Linked DNA regions of Homo sapiens: region 1 is linked to region 2. Evidence: read pairs that join two places in POLR2A ChIA-PET (ENCODE). Cell type or tissue: CD4-positive, alpha-beta T cell. All regions are shown on one strand. Each heading gives the region's core, and the rest is flanking DNA. Links, peaks and the distances in the headings are about the cores only. Region 1 overlaps LOC124904555 (a long non-coding RNA gene). Region 2 holds the start of LINC02961 (long intergenic non-protein coding RNA 2961).

What was found. ChIA-PET counts read pairs that join two places held together with the same protein. Peaks named below come from ENCODE experiments on the same cell type or tissue, not always from the same donor. Only the 100,000 strongest peaks of a DNase experiment are listed, where the experiment ranks them.
Region 1: POLR2A ChIA-PET joins it to region 2 with 7 read pairs; 2 of 35 experiments call an interaction of 5 or more read pairs at or near these places.

The regions. Positions count from the first base shown.
Region 1 is chr1:234,666,457-234,675,683 of GRCh38, reverse strand. It overlaps LOC124904555 (a long non-coding RNA gene), which reads left to right. Exons shown (of 2, transcript XR_007066952.1): 2 at 2,694-4,282. Among named protein-coding and RNA genes, the nearest start is that of LINC00184, 42 kb to the right of the region's middle. In CD4-positive, alpha-beta T cell, for the core only: no CTCF peak of the experiment used is centred there; no DNase peak of the experiment used is centred there.
Region 2 is chr1:234,754,091-234,763,317 of GRCh38, reverse strand. It overlaps LINC02961 (long intergenic non-protein coding RNA 2961), which reads left to right and starts at 3,262. Exons shown (of 1, transcript NR_148962.1): 1 at 3,262-5,699. The region is part of intron 1 of LOC107985364 (a long non-coding RNA gene); the gene reads right to left. RefSeq lists enhancers at 1,583-2,160, 2,161-2,740. In CD4-positive, alpha-beta T cell, for the core only: no CTCF peak of the experiment used is centred there; a DNase peak (open chromatin) is centred at 4,257.

The DNA of each region.
Region 1 (9,227 bases), core at 2,897-6,896, 88 kb after region 2:
CACACATGCACACACACAACAACTATATTTCCTTCCACGATAGGGAGTTGAAGGTTGAGTTAGAAGGGAGAGAACAAAAAGGGAGAGAACATGTAAGGACAATAATATATGTGGGGTAGACTCATCTTTACAGCCTTGAAGTTGTCCAAACTGCAGACAAAAGGGGGAACACTTTCAATCCAATTGGAAACCTTTCTCTGGTGCTCTTGTTTATAGCAAGTAGGTGTGTTATATAAGGGCCTGGCTCAACACCAGCCTCCTTTAGGAGTCGGCTTTCTGGGATCCTTTAATTAAAAGTACCGAGACACAATATGAAGATGAAAGACTCAGCAGATATGTGGACTGCACCCAGCACTGCTGGTGGTCTCCCAAAACTAGTGAAGGCACAGGGTGGGGTCCTGTCCCTGCTTGCATGGGAGTCTGGCTCAAACACCTGCTTGGGAATTGGGGGATAGTGTCAGGTAAGTTGGAAATCCTGGAGACTGAGCCCCACCTGCCCTCGAAATGGGTCTGTATGTGGTTGCCTGTGAACATGCCTGGATACCTAGGCACCCCACACCTCCGGAAACTCCCTGGGCTCAGTCCATGCTGTGCACCTGCCAATGTGAACGTGCCCTTTGCTGTGCCCACTGTTGACAGCCTCTGGACAGATGGGCTTTTCCAGGTTCTTCCACTGCTTCCAGAGCTTCCTGTTTATGTGTTTTTGTTTCTAAGTCCAAGAGTCTCAGAATTCCATACTCTGAGATCTTGCAACTTGGATCATATTTGTGACCCTGAAACTCAAGGCCCTACCTGAGAGATCTTTTCAAGAGAACTATTTATCTATTCACTTATCACATGCCTATACCCCAAGCACAAATATGACCCTACCTCCTTTTCACAGGCTGCCTGGTAGTACAGAACCCATCACACCTGTATTCATGGACCACCCCACTCCCCACTCTTACGGGTGTTGCTCTTATAAACCATATATCCCCATGGCTGGGAGTCTGTGGATACTAATGAGTCACACTAATAGCAACGATCCAGATTTCACAGGCTCTGATCTCTGCAGCGCTCCCAGTACAGGAGGGCACCCCTCTCCAAGACTTTCTGTGGACCCTGAGGGGTGTCTCACAGGTACTCACAAACAGTCCTTCCTTTGTTCTGCTCAGCTGCCCAGTCCCCACCCAGCTGATGGCTACAGTTGGCCCCTACTCCTCAGTGAGAACATCTAGGTCCTCCCTGATTTGGGGTAATAGACCTCTCTTCCACCCTGTGCAACTCCTCCAAAGCAGAACTGCTCCTGGCCCCTTCTCCCGGAGCCCCTCATAAATCAGCACCTACAGTCTTGCCTGCAGATCCTCTGGCCTGGGGACCATGCTGGGCTACAGACCAGTTTCAAACAGACACCACACTGGCCTCCCCATGTTAGTGTCCCCCTCAGCTACCTGCATCTTCATCCACCTTCAGACAAAACCCCATGCAAAATGATGCTGCCCGAAGCCACACATGAGTTTGCCCATTAAGTTTAGATCCTAGCTCATGTCCAGATTAGGACGGAGGTGACATTCTTACCTTCTGGCTAGTTACAAAATTCTTCGAAAGGGAAAATGCAAAAACAATCAGATCCTAAGTGAAATTGTGGAGTGGAAAGACCCGTGTAGCATCTTCTTGCCTTGTATTTTGGGGAAGCTCCTTCCTTAGGGCAAGCATTCAGGGACTATCACTGTGCTCTCTCTTTAGTTCTGAAGTATATGCATGTCAATGAATCCACAACATTGGTTTGATATTCCACATAAAAATGATCAGCAAGGAGGAGTCCATTCTCTTCTTCCAGTGATCCATAGAGTGAGATCAGAAATTTATCAGCCAGATGACATAGGATACAAGATTCTTTTGGATAATATGTGTAATGAAAATGCAAACAAATTTATGAAAGAGTTCTGTGAGCTACTTCATAGTCTGATTGACTCATACACTTGACAAGGTGAGGGGGCCCTCTCCAGACAAGGTGGGCCACAAAGAGCTTGGCCTCTGGACTCAAGTCTTGGTCCGCCATCTGCCTTACTATCTGGGTAATCTTGGCCAATTCGCTTCGCTTCTCTGAATCTCTGTTTTCTCACCTCAAAACTGAAAATTCTTGCTGAATTATTGTAAGAATTCGAGAAGATTTAATAGGCGCTCAGTAAATGTCAGCTTTTGGAGCCACTATTTAGTCTGGAAATAGTCTTTGGAGGGGACTCATATGAACCATATGCATAGCACCACCTCCATGTCTGTCTTTGAAACATACCCCACTGTCTCTTTCTCTCACACACACGTGCGCACACACACAGTTAAGGCTATGGGTCCCGACTGCCAGGGTTTGAGTCCTGGTCCTACATCCTTCTCCCTGTGTGACCCTGGCCACCTTACTGAACTTGTGGGTGTCCTTTTCCCTCATCTATTAAATGGGGACTTTTATGGGTGGTATGAAGATCAAATAAGTGAATACATTTAAACCACTAGAACAGTGTCTAGTATATAAAAGAGTGTGCATGGGTCAAGTATTATTATTACTATCCATTCTTCATGATTCTTCTGGGAATTAAAAACCAACAAACCTCTAACTATCAGTGAGAATCCTGAATTCTCATCTTTCCCGCTGACCTTCATTCTGTAACCTCGAATGCATCTCTTTCTTCCATTCACACATCTGCTTTCTCTTCCAGAACAGCTGGTACAAGTGGATCTGCTCGGCACCTATAACCTAATTACCTCTCAGGCTCACACAAGTCTCTGGCCGCTAAGCGAATGATCTCCCAAAGGGATTATTCTCAAGCAGCACAGAAACTGTCCCTATGCCTCAGGTGGCCCCAGAACTCTTTCGTACTAGAGACTTATCTGTTAATAAAGTTAACAAAGGAAAGTGGCCTTCCAAGAATGTTTGTTTGGGCCACTACCTGGAAGAAATAACACTTGACCATGAGAGACTTGGCTGAGCAGTGCTGGGTCAGCTTAACCAAAGAAGACCAGCCATCACCCACGGCAAGAGCAGCTCTGACTTGGACCCACTGTTCCCCCAGCCTGTTAGCAGCCTGTGAACAATCTTTAAGTGACCCCTGGCCCTGTCACATCTCCATTCAACAGGGTTCTTGGGGAGGATGTGTGGACCGAGAACAGTGCCCACCCACACCACCTGTAAGTGTGGCCACGGCAGCCAGCCAGCATGGATGCTAAGTAACAAGTGGTATTGGGGCACAGATGTGGCGGGAGCGCTTTGGGGCAAAGAAAGAGGTGCTGTGAGTGAGGACAGAAAGGAAGGGGAAAAAAAAGCCTCATGGGTTAGAGCGCCTCTCACCTTTGGCTCTTCTTCAGAAGACTGGTAAAAGAAAACAAGAAGAGAAATTGGTTTCCCTGACTTCTCTAAAGCAAGCGTTCTTCAGAAAAGAGAATCGATCAGCCTGGTTAAAGTGGATAAACTATGTGATGTCCATCCAGAGAGGTGTCTATTAATGGCTGTAAAATGGAAAGATGAATCAATGGGACCGATTAATATTTATGAAGAGTTGAACTAGGCAGAGTGAAAAAGCCTTGTATATTGGATAAGAAAGGAAAAGCATTGCACACCATAGGATGCGTTTGTTTGGCTAAGGTTTCTGTTTTGATCACTGGGTAATTGTATAGAGCAGGGGCGTATGGTAGAGAAAGAAAATCTATATCTAGAAGTTATTGACTTTATGTACAAAAGCACTGGTTGGTGCCTATTTTTGAGGACCACTCCATCTTAAAAATAACTTTGGTTTTGTACGGCCTAGTTGTGGTGGAAAAGGAGCTCCAAAGAGTAAGCAAGTTTCCTACAAAAAGAATCCAAGCTGTTGAAACTACAATTAAGAAATGCAAAGAGTTACTAATTTTACTACTTAGAGGAAAGGAAATTCACAAGCAGGAAAGAAACTGTGGATCAGGGCAAGTTGTAACTCTAGAGGTTCAGAGATAGGAGCTCTAATTACACCAGGGCAAGGGAGTACTGTTTGGGGAAATTTCTGAAACATGAAATAGGAAAGCTGAGGGTCAAAATGATATTGTGATGTGAATAAATAGAGAAGACATGTTTGCATGGAGCTCAGCTGGGTAATCATGGAAAGAAGGAGGGGCGAAGGAGGAAACTGAAAATCGAAATAAAGAACAGAAGCACAGACCATGAAATATGCCAAATATAGTGTGCAAATACTCAGAAGGCATGGAAAGATAAGTTAGAAGCCAAAACTCAGTTATCACTATCGTGTGAAGGAACAATAAAACTCTTAGCAAAAACAAATGACTTAGCATGAGACCAATACTGCTTTCCTTAGGTAGCTTGGTCCAGAGGGAAAAGGCTGATATCACTCCCTATCAAGGGTTTTTAGACGGTTTAAGTGAGCTCTGCAAGTGGGAGACACGGTGATGATTATTGACAGTTGCTATCTTTCAAGGGGGAGAAGCAAACTGATGTTACACATTAGAATTAGTTAGCACCACCGAACACAGGTTACAAAAATACTGGGAGGAATTCTCTCTCCTGAGCACATTACGCAATATTTGCAAATGTGTGCAGGTAAGTGTTGACTCTCTCATCATGCTGGACCTGGAAATGGTTCTCAGCAAATCATGGCATGATTTCTTTTTCAAAGTTGGGTACACGAATATTATCGTAACCAGCTAAGAGCAGGGAGACGTGGCATGGGAGACTAACAGATAGTGCAGCTTTTAAGAGAAGACGTAGAAATCAATCTAGTAACAAATATTTATTAAGCATTGGAGTGTGCTAGGCACCAAGAGAAAAGAAACCTCCACAGCTGATAAAGCCTTTCAAAATAATGTCCTCAGTTAATTTGCACATTTCCATGAGGTAGGTGTTGTTAGCCATTTCCGTTAATGAGAAAAAAAAAAATGAGATTCAGAAAGGTTAATTAAATTGGAGATCTCCTGATTTTTTAGTTTTATATCCTTCCCGTGTCCTTTCCAGGCTTATATTCTGGTCCTATCACTTCTCAGCTGAGTTACTTCAACAAGTTATTTATTCTCTGTGTTCCCAGCTGTCAAAATGAAAATGCCAGTACCCACCTGGTAAGGAGTGAGAGAACATTTATAAAAATGCTCGGCTGGGTACCTGACACATAGGAGGTCCTCAGTAAATTTGTTTTCTCCCTTTCTTCCTGAAGTACGGTGGCAGAGGGATTCAGCCAGCCAGCCTGGGTAGCACAAGCCATGATGCCCTGCTGAATCTGTGTTCTAGGGTCGGACAGGGGGAGTCCTTTTGCCTAGAGGGATGGTGTGCGAGGCCTAAGAGGACTTGGGCAGAGTCTTGAAGGACGAGCAGGATTTGCTGTGGTGGAGAGGTGGTCACGGGTTGAGCAGATAGGAGAACCAAGGAATCAAGGCAGGGAAAGAGAGGGGATGCATGTGAAGGGCCAGGAGCTGTTAACTAGTTTGCTAAGCAGCAGGCGAGGATTTAGAAGGAGTTGGAGAAGTGTGGAGGGAGCTGAGGCTCTTGTGAGGGGAACTTTTATGCTAAGGGTTCCAACTTGGCCCTGTGAATGAAGGTGAGCTGGGGAAGGTTTGTGAACTTGGAGTCTCACCTGTAAAAGATTAATCTGGTGCCAGTGTACAGAATGGACCGTCAAGGAAGAGGTGGAAAAACAAGGAAAATTTGTATTTTATAGACACACACACACATAGACACAGAGCCCTTTTTATTAGAAAACATATAATCAACTTAACCCCATTTTAAATGGCTTGGACATTAATTTTACTCTTGTAATTGATTATAGAGGTTTAAAACTGTTGTGTTTTTGCCTTTGTGACATATTATGGCTGTATCTAAAATTTATTTGATGTTAAATCAAGAACAAAACTCTTCAATTCTATTGTTGTTCCTAAGGTAAAATATAATCTACTTTGAGTCAATTCACTGTGTCATAAACTTTCCAGGAATGGGAAACTTGATAAAAAGCAGAGACTCACTGCATATGACAATAATTAAATCTATATTCAACAAGTATAAAAGAATGGTTGTAGGGGTGAGCAATTTGGAAGAAAAAAAGCCACTTGACTTAAATATGACAGAAAATCATACTGAGGTCTGACACCCCATGACCTTTTTTGAGATTTGAGGTTATGCCATGTATTTGAGAATAAATAAAATCCATTTAAGTGTCTATATTATTAAATGAATCGTATTTTCAGAAAGCATTAGATAAAGTCTGTTTTAGACCTTGGAATCCATTTTTCTCATGAACACAATATCGTAAATAGATGAGAATTGAGTTCCCAGTCTATAAAACCCTTATTAAATCATCATGTAGCTGAACTATTCTATATTGGCAATCAATAGAGTTGAGTAATCTTTTCATAGTCACAGTGATAAAAAAACAAAAAATATTGAAGAAGTAATTTTTCAAAAAATAGAGGTATAGCACGTTTAATTATGGATTAAGAGGCCGATAAATAATTTTGTGGTGATTCTGAAGAGACTATCTGGGCACTTTCAAAAGCTTTAGAGTTGATAAACTGTTCTTATTATGTCTAATTTAATATTCAAAATTTATGACCATTCATTCATTCATCAAACATAACTTAGATATCTACAATAGGTATTGTGCTAGCCGCTGGAGATTTCAATGTAATGAAACAGTTCCTAACTTAAAGAAAAGCAGCACTTGAAATTTTACTAATGCATTCAGTCATTTACTTAACAGATACTGAATGTTTGCTACCGTGAGTCTATTATTCCTATGCGTATCAACTCCCAGGAAGCATGTGTAGCTCGCTGATGGAATACAGAGAAATATTCCTGAGAGAATACCAAAAATAGTCCGTTTGTGCTACTAAAACAAAATGGCTGAGACCGAGTAGCTAGCTTATAAAGAACAGAAAGCTATTTTCTCACAGTTCTGGAGGCTGGGAAGTCCAAGATAAAAGCACCAACGGGTTTGGTTGTCTGGCAAAGGCTTCTCTCTGTTTCCAAGATGGTGCCTTGTTGCTGTGTCCTCCAGAGGGAAGGAATGCTGTGTCTTCACATGGCAGAAGGCTGAAGGGCAAGTGAGCTAACACTGTGTGAAGCTTATTTTATAAGGACCTTAATCCCATTCAAGAGGGAGGAGCCTGCATGTCCTAATCACCTCTTAGAGCCCTCATCTCTCAATACTGTCACATTGGCAACACCTGAATTTTGGAAGGGATACATTTAAACCATAGGAATACCTGTATATTACCCCAAGACCAATACTGGGTGACAAGTTTGCAGTCATTCACAGACATGAGCAAAGCAAAAAATGTGAGTCACCTAACCTGCGGGTTGCTAGCTGAGGTCAAAGTGACATGCTCTCTTCTTGTTTCAGCTCTCTTACTATAAACAAGTGACCTTTTTGTGGTCTATTTAGTGCCATCTTATTTTACATTTTTCTTGGCTCTTTGTTGGTGATTTTGTTGCTTAAAATGTCCACTTTTCCTGCCCCCACTACAGACTAGTACTGAAGTGCTGTCCAGTGTTCATAAGCACGGGAAGGCCAGAAAGTGCCTTATGTAGAAAATATGTATGTCAGATAAGTTTTGCTCAGGCATGAGTTATTGTGCTGTTAGCCATGAATTCAATGTTAATGAGTCAACAATATATATTAAATGAGGTGTCTTTACACAGAAATACACATAAAACAAAGTTATGTACTGATGGGTGATCAGAGGCTCATAGGAACCTAACCCTGTGTTTCCCCTAGGAGCAATGCTTCAGTATTCCAGAATTCAGGGTTTGAAGCAACTTTATAGAACACAGCTATTGTGAATAATGAAAACCAGCTTTGTTTTTTACATATTTCCCTAGCTGCTATGTGGAAAATGAACTGCAGTGGTGCAAAGGAGGTGGCAGAGAGGTCAATTAGAATGCTTTTGCAGGAGCCCAGCCCAGGAGCTTGCACTCAAGGGGTAGTTATGCTGATGGAAAGAAGAGAAGAGGGAGTAGAATGGTTTTTAGTTGGAAAGGACAGAGTTCCTGTCTGCCTAACCAAAGCAGGCTCTCAGTCATTCTTGCATTGCTGTATTTAAAATTCCTGAATAGCTTTTCACTATCTGACATAGTCCTTATTTATTTATTTATTTATTTTTATTTCTGTTTTCCTCTGCTAGGATGGAAGCCACGTGAGAGCACGTGCCTTATCTGTTTTCTTCATTCCCGTACCTCCAGTGCCTAAAGCCTAAGCTGGCCTAGAGAAGCACTCAATAAACATCTACTAAATGCATGGGCTTGCCAAAGGGATGGAGCAGAGGTTGAGGAAGGAGAGTAATTAACAGTACTAGGAATGTGAGGAATAGGAGATAGAGTGTAAATTAAGATCCTTTTGGTTAACTTCTGGAATATTCCAATCTCACAGAGAATTTTCCTATAAGAAAGTACAGGCTAGAGGGGTTCATATATGGAGAATTTAAATCTCCCCATGAGAACTCAAGAATGCTTTTAAATTTCTGCATAGAAATGGCCATTGATTCATTCATGTCTCATGTTAAGACCTTGCCATACAAGAAGAAATTACATGGATGGTATCTTAGTTGGCTTGGGCTGCCATAACAAAATGCCACAAATTGGGTGGAATAAACAGCAGAAATTTATTTTCTCACAGTTCTTGAGGCTGGAAGTCCAAGATCAAGGTGACAGCAGGTTTGGTTTCTCCCAAGGCCTCTCTTCTTGGCTTGCGGATGGCATCTTCTCACAGTGTGCTCACATGGCCATTGTGTGCGTGGAAAGAGAGTGAGCTCTGGTGTCTCTTCCTCTTCTTAGAAGGATACCAGTCACGTTTGAACTAGAGCCAATCCATATGACCTTACTTAACCGTCATGACTGCTTTACATGCCCTATTTCTATATACAGTCACATTCTGAGGTGTACTGGGGTCAGGACTTTAACAAGTGAATCTGAGAGGGACACAGTTCAGTCCATAACAGACAGCCTTAAGAAGAGCCAGCGCTGTCGCTAGGTTGTTTACCCAGATGGAGATGCAACCGTGAAGCAAGAGCCATTTGCAAATGGTACTCCCAGACCAGCCTCGGCCAAGCCCAAGGGCAGGTTTGACGCCATCCAGGAGCCAGAGTCCCAACACCAGGCTCCTACAAAGTGTAAATAAGCATCCTCTGAATGCTGGTTGCTTACTTGGAGATATTTTTAAGTGTTCCCAGTCTTTGAAAAAGGAACTAAATGTTCCCCCTGCCTCAGCTCCCTGCTGCCTAAGAAGCAT
Region 2 (9,227 bases), core at 2,079-6,078:
CATTTCAGGTTCATCTCTTGCATGGGCCTGGAGGTACCATAGCAGTCAGTTCCCAAGACCATGTGTTTTGTACAATTAGCAAAAATAACATAAATAGATTAAGACTTTTGGCTGGGCGCAGTGGCTTGTGCCTATAATCCCAGCACTTTGGGAGGGCAAGTGGGTGGATTGCTTGAGGCCAGGAGTTCAAGACCAGTCTGGCCAACATGGTAAAACCCCATCTCTACTAAAAATACAAAAATTGGCCAGGCATGGTAGTGCACACCTGTGATTCCAGCTACTCAGGAGGCTGAGGCAGGAGAATCACTTGAACCCGGGAGGTGGAGTTTGCAGTGAGCCGAGATCACGCCACTGCACTCCAGCCTGGGTGACAGAGCAAGACTCCATCTCAAAAAAAAAAAAAAAAAAAAAGACTTTTGTCTCTTTTCACCTCAACTTTGCCTCCACACACCTCATCAGTTTCTTGTCATATTGAAGTGGCTTTGGACATTTTTGGGATCTGGCTAAGTGAAAATTAAGTCGGGGAGATATTTATTTTGAATTTGGTGGAACATTGATGCAATTTGCAGTCTCTTCAGCCTGTATGAAGCTATCGCCAGCTGTTCTGATGTAGAAGTGGCTTGCAGGGACAACCTTCAGCCCCCTGTGCTGGCTCTTGTGGCATTTCCACAGGGAGGACAGGGCCTGAGGTCATATCCCAGCATAAACATGTCCTGTGGCCCGTGTCCCCAGAGCCAGGCTGATAGGAAAGTGGAAACAGGATTTACAATGTGTGGTGCCAGAGTCTAGTCTTCGGAGAGTTTTTCAGTTATCAGATGTATAAAATGGTAAGGAGAAGATGCTGTTTCCATTGACACCTAGTCAAAATGGAAATTCTTTGCTGGCAAGAATGTGCCCGATACAATAGCAAAGACTTGGAACCAACCCAAATGTCCATCAGTGATAGACTGGGTTAAGAAAATGTGGCACATAGACACCATGGAATACTATGCAGCCATAAAAAAGGATGAGTTCATGCCCTTTGTAGGGACATGGATGAAGCTGGAAACCATCATTCTCAGCAAACTATCACAAGGACAAAAAACCAAGCACCACATGTTCTCACTCATAGGTGGGAATCGAACAATGAGAACACCTGGACACAGGGTGGGGAACATCACACACCGGGGCCTGTTGTGGGGTCGGGGGAGGGATAGCATTAGGAGATATACCTAATGTAAATGACGAGTTAATGGGTGCAGCACACCAACATAGCACATGTACACATATGTAACAAACCTGCACGTTGTGCACATGTACCCTAGAACTTAAAGTATAATAAAAAAACAATAAAATAAATAAAAATAAAAATAATTGGCCGATTCTTCTATAATTGTTGGTGCTAAAATGACCAGACCAAATAAATTAGTTCACTTCAGTAACCTTAAAAAAAAAAAAAGGAATGTGCCCGATAATGCAGACGATACAATTACGAGTGCATGGAACAGACTTCGGGAGGCGAGGAGGCGATAGGGCGGCCCGAGGCTGATTGAGACACTGGTGGCTGTGGAACGCTTAGAGGGGTTGTTGCTGTGTGGTTGTGAGTGTGCATGCCTTTGTGTTGGAACACACCATCCTAACATTTTGTGTGTGTGTGTGTTCATGCTATACTACATACATATGTAGTATGCTATACTACATACATATAGAGTATGCTATACTACATACATATAGAGTATGCTATATTACACACATATAGTTATGATTATCTAGTTGCATAACATACTAAACTGTTATGAATCATAGTCCACAACAACGAAGAAGTCAAAGGAAGCCCAGTGGCTTGTTTGTCACAGAAAGTGTAGAATTTGGGATTTTCATTTCAATCCATTGACAAGCAGGGTTTCCATGCCCTGTGTGCACAGTTCAAGGAACAGTTTGCTCTTACCTGGGTATCAGGAAGGGGCTCCTAGCCAGGGCAATCAGAGAGTCACTCTTGCTGACTGCCCCAGCTGACAGCCCTTCTCCTGCCCCAGTAATGTCTGGCGAACCATGAGACAGGGGAACAGGAATGGGTTTGCTCAGAACTCTTGAAAGAGGCCATGGGACTTGGGCACACCCAAAGGAGCAAGAAGCAAGCAGCACCCAAAATACGCATTGACCCAAAGGCCGATCTTCTGACACATCCACACACGTCTCATCACACATGCAGGGAAACCGTGTCATGTCCGAACTCCAGAACTCCAAACCTCTCATAGTAGTCAGGAGAACACTGGGATGAGTTTAGCTTTTGAGAACTATAAATGTGCCCAAGTGTTGGTTTGGCTAGCAGACTGGAAAATTCTTAGGGTTAAAATTCAAATAAGAATAATATAGCATTGCTAGTCATGACTACAGTATTTACTTAAATTATGCTCTCAGATCTCTATGAAGACAATCCAAAACATAATTAATACTTTTTTTTTTCGCTACAGAGGATAAGTTTTGATTGTACACACACACACACACACACACACATACACACACGATAATATCTATACATATATTTGCCATGCAGAAGTAATGGAAAAGTGAAGGGTATTCCCGAGTTGGCAGCAAATGCCCAGAGTGGGTGAAACTGATGCCCGTGCTCTAGGCCCGGGGAGCCTCTGAGCAACCTGCACTGTGGTGCCCTGGCCTGAGCGTGTGCTCAAAGGCCTGCTCCGCCTCTCCATGACCTAGTAAAGCATGGTGGCCTCCTCCCTTCCTGCCCAAAGCATTAGAATGTCAAGCTCCAGTCCTTGAATGCCATTCTCTCCCTTCCCCCTCAATCCTCCCAGCTCCCCCTCCCCCACTTCCTGTTTGTTTTAAAGAATGGGCACCCAGCATTCCCCCTGCTTCTCATTGGGAAGGAAGGCAGAGGCACGGGAGAGATCTGGGTGGTTGTGGAACAGGAATGGAACTTCAACAGAGTAATGAGGCAGGAAGGGAAAGGGCATGTTGGGGGGTGCAAGAGCTGGGACTTGATAATCTCTGTGAGTCCTGGAAAGAAGAGCGTTTGCTTTGAGGGGTGATTGCCTTTCATGGACTTCTTGGGGGTGGCGGCCTTTTGATCTGCGATGCTGCTCCGTCCAGCCCTGGGCACAGAGTTAGCCATTTCTCCAGTGCATGCAGCTTCTGCACTGGATCAGCGCAGAACCTCGGGAAGGAGGGTGAGGGCTCTAATACTGGAATGCCCTGGAAAACCACCAGGAATCTTGGTATCCTGTAACCGTCTTTCTCCAGGGCCTGGGATCCCTCATCGGCGTCTGGACACCCTTCATCTTTTAGCCGTTGCCCTGTTCTTGGTGAACTGCTTGTTAGGACCAAAAGTGGCCCACCCCTTTCTCTGGGACAGTGCAGAGCACCGGGGCCAGAGGCTCAAAGCACCTCCAAGCTGAGATCAGAGACTTTGGATATCGTTGATCCAGAGGCTTCCAAACTTTTCCTGGTGATTGAATTCTTACCATGAAATCCAGTGAGGAGCTCCAATGCCTCAAGCAGATGGAAGAGGAACTGCTCTTCTTGAAGGCAGGGCAGGGCTCTCAGAGGGCAAGACTCACCCCACCCCTGCCACGGGCTCTCCAGGGTAACTTTGGAGCCCCAGCACTCTGTGGAATATGGTTCGCAGAACACTTGCATCCTGCTGTTGGGATGCCCCCAAACTATAATAGCAGCATGCTCAGTCTTTCACCAGAAAGAACCATCTTATCTGGAGGATGGTCAGGAAAACAAACTCAACAGCCAGTGCCTCCCCTCAGAACTCTGCTCCTGAGGTCTCCTTTCAGTCTGCATAAGTCCTCCCAACCTGGGAGCCCCAAAGCTTCTCAGCGGATCCATCCCCTCTTCCATTCTATCCCAAGGTCTCAGCTGCATTCTGTTCTGCTTGGTCTTCCTCTCCTCTTCATACAGACTAGACCTTCACCCCCTGCCCAGTATGGCGCGCAAATGCCATTGAGATACATTTGTTTTGGTCCCAATATCTTTTGGGGCTCCAAAAAGCCCCAGAAAGAGTAATGCCTTCAGCCATGGCCCATGTGATGACTTTTCCCAGAGACAGCCCCATGGGTCAGTGATCGCCGGTGGGAGGTCTCCCCAGCCTCCCTTCAAGCCTTCAAGTCTGTGTAGAGGCGCCTTCTCTTCTCTGGGCATTCCCCGCTTTGTTGCAGAGAAATTATTTTCTACTCAGCGGCTTTCAGGTAGAGAGAGAAAGTGCATGCGGTATGAAGGATGTGAAGATGGAGGGCTTGACGTCGTGGGTCATGTTTTGTGGTTAATTCCCCCACATAACAAAACAGTGAGCAAATGTTTATAAACAGGAACTCAGTGTTTCAGTGATGAAAGCCTCTGGCCTCGCCACACTGATTGCTGGTGTGCGCGCACACACACACTCACACACCCTGTTTTTCTTACACACACACAGCTTCATGGAGCAGAGAGCTGGAAAGGGTGTCCAGAATGGTGGATCAGGCTTATTATTATTACTTTTTTTATCTCCACCAAACTCTCTCCTTAAGCCCCAGCAGCCCAACCCCCCCCCGCACCAGACAGCATATCGAAGGAGTAAGCTGCAGGTCAGCCTATATTTTAGGCAGAAAATTAGGCAACCTTGGGAGAGACCGGTTTCCAGCAGACACGCACGGACGCGATGGTGAGGTTGGGCTGAGACGGTCCTTCCTGGATGCAGTCACCCTCCCCATCCCGAGTTTTACTCCCTGGGGGGATTGTGGTGGGTGCCTGGCCTCCTCTCCCACCAGCGCACTGCCCCAAGCTTGCCTAGGTAGTATCAGCACTGGGGTGAGGGATGCAATGCGGGTTTATAGTTGGCTGTGGGGACTTCTGATTTCTCCACCCCATAGATGATAAACGACCGCGGGGCTTCCTCTCCCAGGTCTTTCCTCACTCTCCTTCGTCTTTCCCTCTTTCTCCATGGGAAAGGTAGAATGAGACTTGCCACCAGGGACATCCAGGCACATTCCTCTTCCCAATCAGCCTCTACCCATTCTCTTTCTGTCTCGTGTGTATCAGTGGCATTTTCTTGTGTAGCTTCCCAGATTTGCAAACCCGCTCCACATCCTGGACGCAGACCCCCTTCGCTGGCTCTATGAAGGCTTCACGTTCCTGGGGCATTCGAGACTTGACTTTCCAGAGCAACTTTGGATCCACCCTGTTACCCTTTTTTTTGTTTTGTTTTGTTTTGAGAGGGAGTCTCGCTGTGTTGTCCAGGCTGGAGTGCAGTGGTGTGATCTCGGCTTACTGCAACCTCCGCCTACTGGGTTCAAGTGATTCTCTTGCCTCAATCTCCCCAGTACCTGGGATTACAGGTAGACACCATCACGCCTGGCTAATTTTTGTATTTTTAGTAAAGACAGGGTTTCATCATGTTGGCCTGGCTGGTCTCAAACTCCTGACCTCAGGCGATCCGCCCGCCTCAGCCTCCCAAAGTTCTGGGATTACAAGTGTGAACCACCGTGCCCAACCTCCCCTCGTTTTTGACCTTTGTCCCCAAATGTCTTTCATCCAGTTACTAGGACTTGTAGCCTTTTTGCAAATAGGTATCTGTAAGCATAGAAGAATAGGGTGATTTGTGAAGTGACCCTTAGTGGCATCTGTGGCGGTCCTACTAATCAGATTTGCAGAAGAAACACGGAAACAAGGAAACTCCTCTCTTATATTAAAATAAATAAGGTTTTTAATTTCAAGTTTCAGAGATATTTCCTTTCTTTTCTGAAAATAAATATACAATTGTCTTGAGAGTCCTATAAGCCAAACGCAGGATGCCGATGTTCTCACCACTTCAGGCCCTTCACAGGGCGAGAAACCTTAATCTTGAACCAAGCAACTCCCCCAAAATGACGCTGATGTTTGTGAGTGGGTTGTGTGCATTTTCTGGGGGAAGCATCCCGCGTTCTCAGTTGCACGTCACACAGGGGTTCTGGACTCAACAAGGATGTAGAGCTGCTGCCTTGGATCCTCTTTGACACCTTCTTCCTTTTATACACCAAAGACAATCCATCCCCCAAGTCCCTTCTCTACAGTGCCCCTCAGATCCATTCCTCCTCCCTGCTCATCTGGGTGATGCCTGGATATAGTTTCCCATGACTTTACAACCAGCCTCCAACTCCTCACCACGGTCTTCAATGCCCGCTCTGACAGCTCTCGACGCTCACTCTCAGCTCCTCTCCCTAACTTGTCGTTGAAGTGGAAACCCAGACTCACCTGGATTTTCCTTCTGGCTCTGCTACTTGACAGCTGTGTGGCCCCTGATAAGTTGCTTAAGCTCTCTGATGCTTGGCTTTGTTATCTAAAAACTGGGATAACAACACCTCAATCGCAGGGCATTTGATGAAGATCAAATGAGCTAGCACAGGTAACAAACCTGGTACATTCCACACTCAGCTTTTAAATCAATGCTTCTCCCCTTCCCTTCCCCTCTCCTTGGTCTCACTCCCCACCCTTTCAATCCAGCACTGCACTTTGCAGAGTGGCCTCTCAGCAAATGCCTTTGCTTCATGATTTCTTACAGCTCAAAATCACCTGTGATATCTGCAGCTGGCTTTGCAGAGCTTGTAGATTTGGGTGAGTACCGGGAGGTAAACGCAGGAGGTTGAGGGGAGCAGAGGGGAGGGAAGTGGGTGAGGAGCAGGGTGGGGCTGCCATTCATTTAGCAGGAGGGCCCTGGGGATGGGCTTCTTGATTTTCTTTTCTTTTGAGCATCCGCTGTGATGACTCAACAGCCTCCATCTGAACCCCAGAAAGAAGCCTCAAGAAAAGTCTACAAAGCGGGTGGTTGTCCCGTCATATTAATCACCCGGGTCCCTGAGCAGCCTCTTGTCATGGGGTCACTTGGGGCCAGAATTGTCCCAGGCTGTGGCTGTGTCTAGACTGTGTTCAGGTAGATGACGGGAGAGGAGCCCTCTTGATTTCCTTGCTCACTCCAGGTACCCTTGCTCTTGTCCTACCTGGCATTTTTATTCCTGGTTTAGACCAGAAATGGATATTATGTTCACCAGTCGATTTGTGAGGATAACAGCACCATTATCCCCCACGGAGTAACTTCTTAAAACATGAGTCATTTTTTTTCTATTAATTGTCCGTCTGTTGACAACGTTTCTTGTGTCTGTAAAGTGCTTTGAGCTCCTAAGAAGAAAGGTGTTACTCAAACACGAGGTATTATTATTATTTTTGTCAATATCATTATTTCACAATGCGGGACCTCTTTAAAACTGCCATCAGTGTGGAAAGCAATTATTGGGTTTGCTGTGGTTCCATCTGGGGCTTATAGCAAGGTGCAACATCTAGAAAACCAAGTCGTGGAGGAAAATGATAACACTGTGTTTATGTGCCTCTTGCCATCTTGTCATTTTACAGCCTTCGGGGACATTATTCATGAATCTCCTGGGGTTATAGAGAGACAAGCACTCTTGTCCCCCATTTAAAAAACAGGGAGAAGTTGTGGAAGAAAGAGCCCGAAGCTGCAGGACTTATCTGAAACCCTTTTTGGGATGTGCTGGAAACACCCTTTCTACTCACATGCAGGATCACTGAAAGCCGATGTACTTTGCTGGCCAGCAGCTGTTGGAAGGGCAGGGGCGTTTGTGTCCCTTCTGAGCCTTTCTGTGAGGAGGGCTCTTCCCATGCCCTCCTCCAGACACTCTGACTACTTGTGGTGCCGCTGGATGCTCTGAGTGGGTGCCACGTGACCGGCTTGATTGCATCACATGGTAATGTGCCAAAACTGAGCAAGATAACAGCTGCCCAGCGAAGCCACCTCATAGCTTGTGAGAAAGTTCATGTCTTCCAAGGCTGGGTTTGCATTTTGGGGGCAGTCATGGGTCTTTGTCTGGAGACACTTCCGCTCACCCAGTGTTGCCAGAGTTTGTGAGTAGTGGGTCACCACATTCTTCCATTCACGCACAGCTGTGTGGTGAGGAAGTGGGGTGCACTGGAAAGGCAGTGGGCTCGGGAGTCATGCAGACCTCTGTTTAAATCCCAAACTCACCTCTTATTAGCTATGCGACTTTGGGCAAATAATTTCCCAGCCTGTTTTCTCATTGGTAGGATGGGAGCCAACAATATCAATAATATCTTCCTTGTAGGGTTGTTGTGAAAATTCTTGTGAATAGTTGTGTAGCTCTGACACAGTTTGGGAGGTGGCAGGAGCAGCTCCCACTGGTGGGTGAGGTGAGATTGTGTTTGGTGGCATTACACTGGTAGCTTGAAACTGGCCGTGGCAAGAGTATTTTCACCATGGAAATCAGCCAGTGCCACAAAGCGGGGATATTGTCTTCCCAAGAACTTACTTATCAGTATACCACTGCACAGTAGACACTCAATAAACGTAGCTATCATTACTAAACTTGGGTAAAACCTACCTTCATTCAAAATGTAGAAATAGAATACAACCCTTATGCAGAACATAAAAATCACTGCTTGTTTTACAAGAAAAGTAGTATCACATCTGCCCAAAATTGATCACACAGAAAGATGAATGTGTGGCCTCTTTTGATACATGTTGCTTGTCATTTAGATCTATTGCTTTTGCTTATTGAACTTGGGAGCATATTTTCTGTTGCTTCGAGTAACTCCAGTAATTGTCTGGCTTATAATAATGCACTGGCTAAAACCTAAACTGACAGGAAGAAAGAAAGGTGAAACACTTGTCAATCAACAAACATTCAACATGGTGCTCGATTCCACAATGAACACAAGAAATATACAAATGATTCTTGACTTCATGAAGCTCATCGTCTGCATGGGTAGGCAAGGGAAAAGGCACACATATTTTAAAATAATATAAAAAATTAATAGCTTTTGCAAACACATGATATGTTATAATATGTTTTTACATGTAAGAAATTCAGGCACAGGGAAGTGAAGTAAATTTTTTCAGGTTACACACAAATAGTAGTAAGTCGCAAAACTGGAATGTGAGCTCAGACCATAGATTTACTTTCCACTGATAATTAGAGAGCAAGAGATGACATTACATGCCGACATAAAAAAGAGCTAAATTTTATATATAGATTATTAGGGAAAGAATAAACTATAATAAAAAGTTAATTATGTGATCCTGGACAATGTCTTAGGGTGTTTGGGCTGCCATAACAAAGTACCATAGAGTGGGTGGATTATAAATAACTGATATTTATTTCTTACTGTTTTGGAGGCTGGGAAGTCTCAGATCAAGATGCCAGCAGATTAGTGTCTGGCAAGGGCCCACTCCCTGG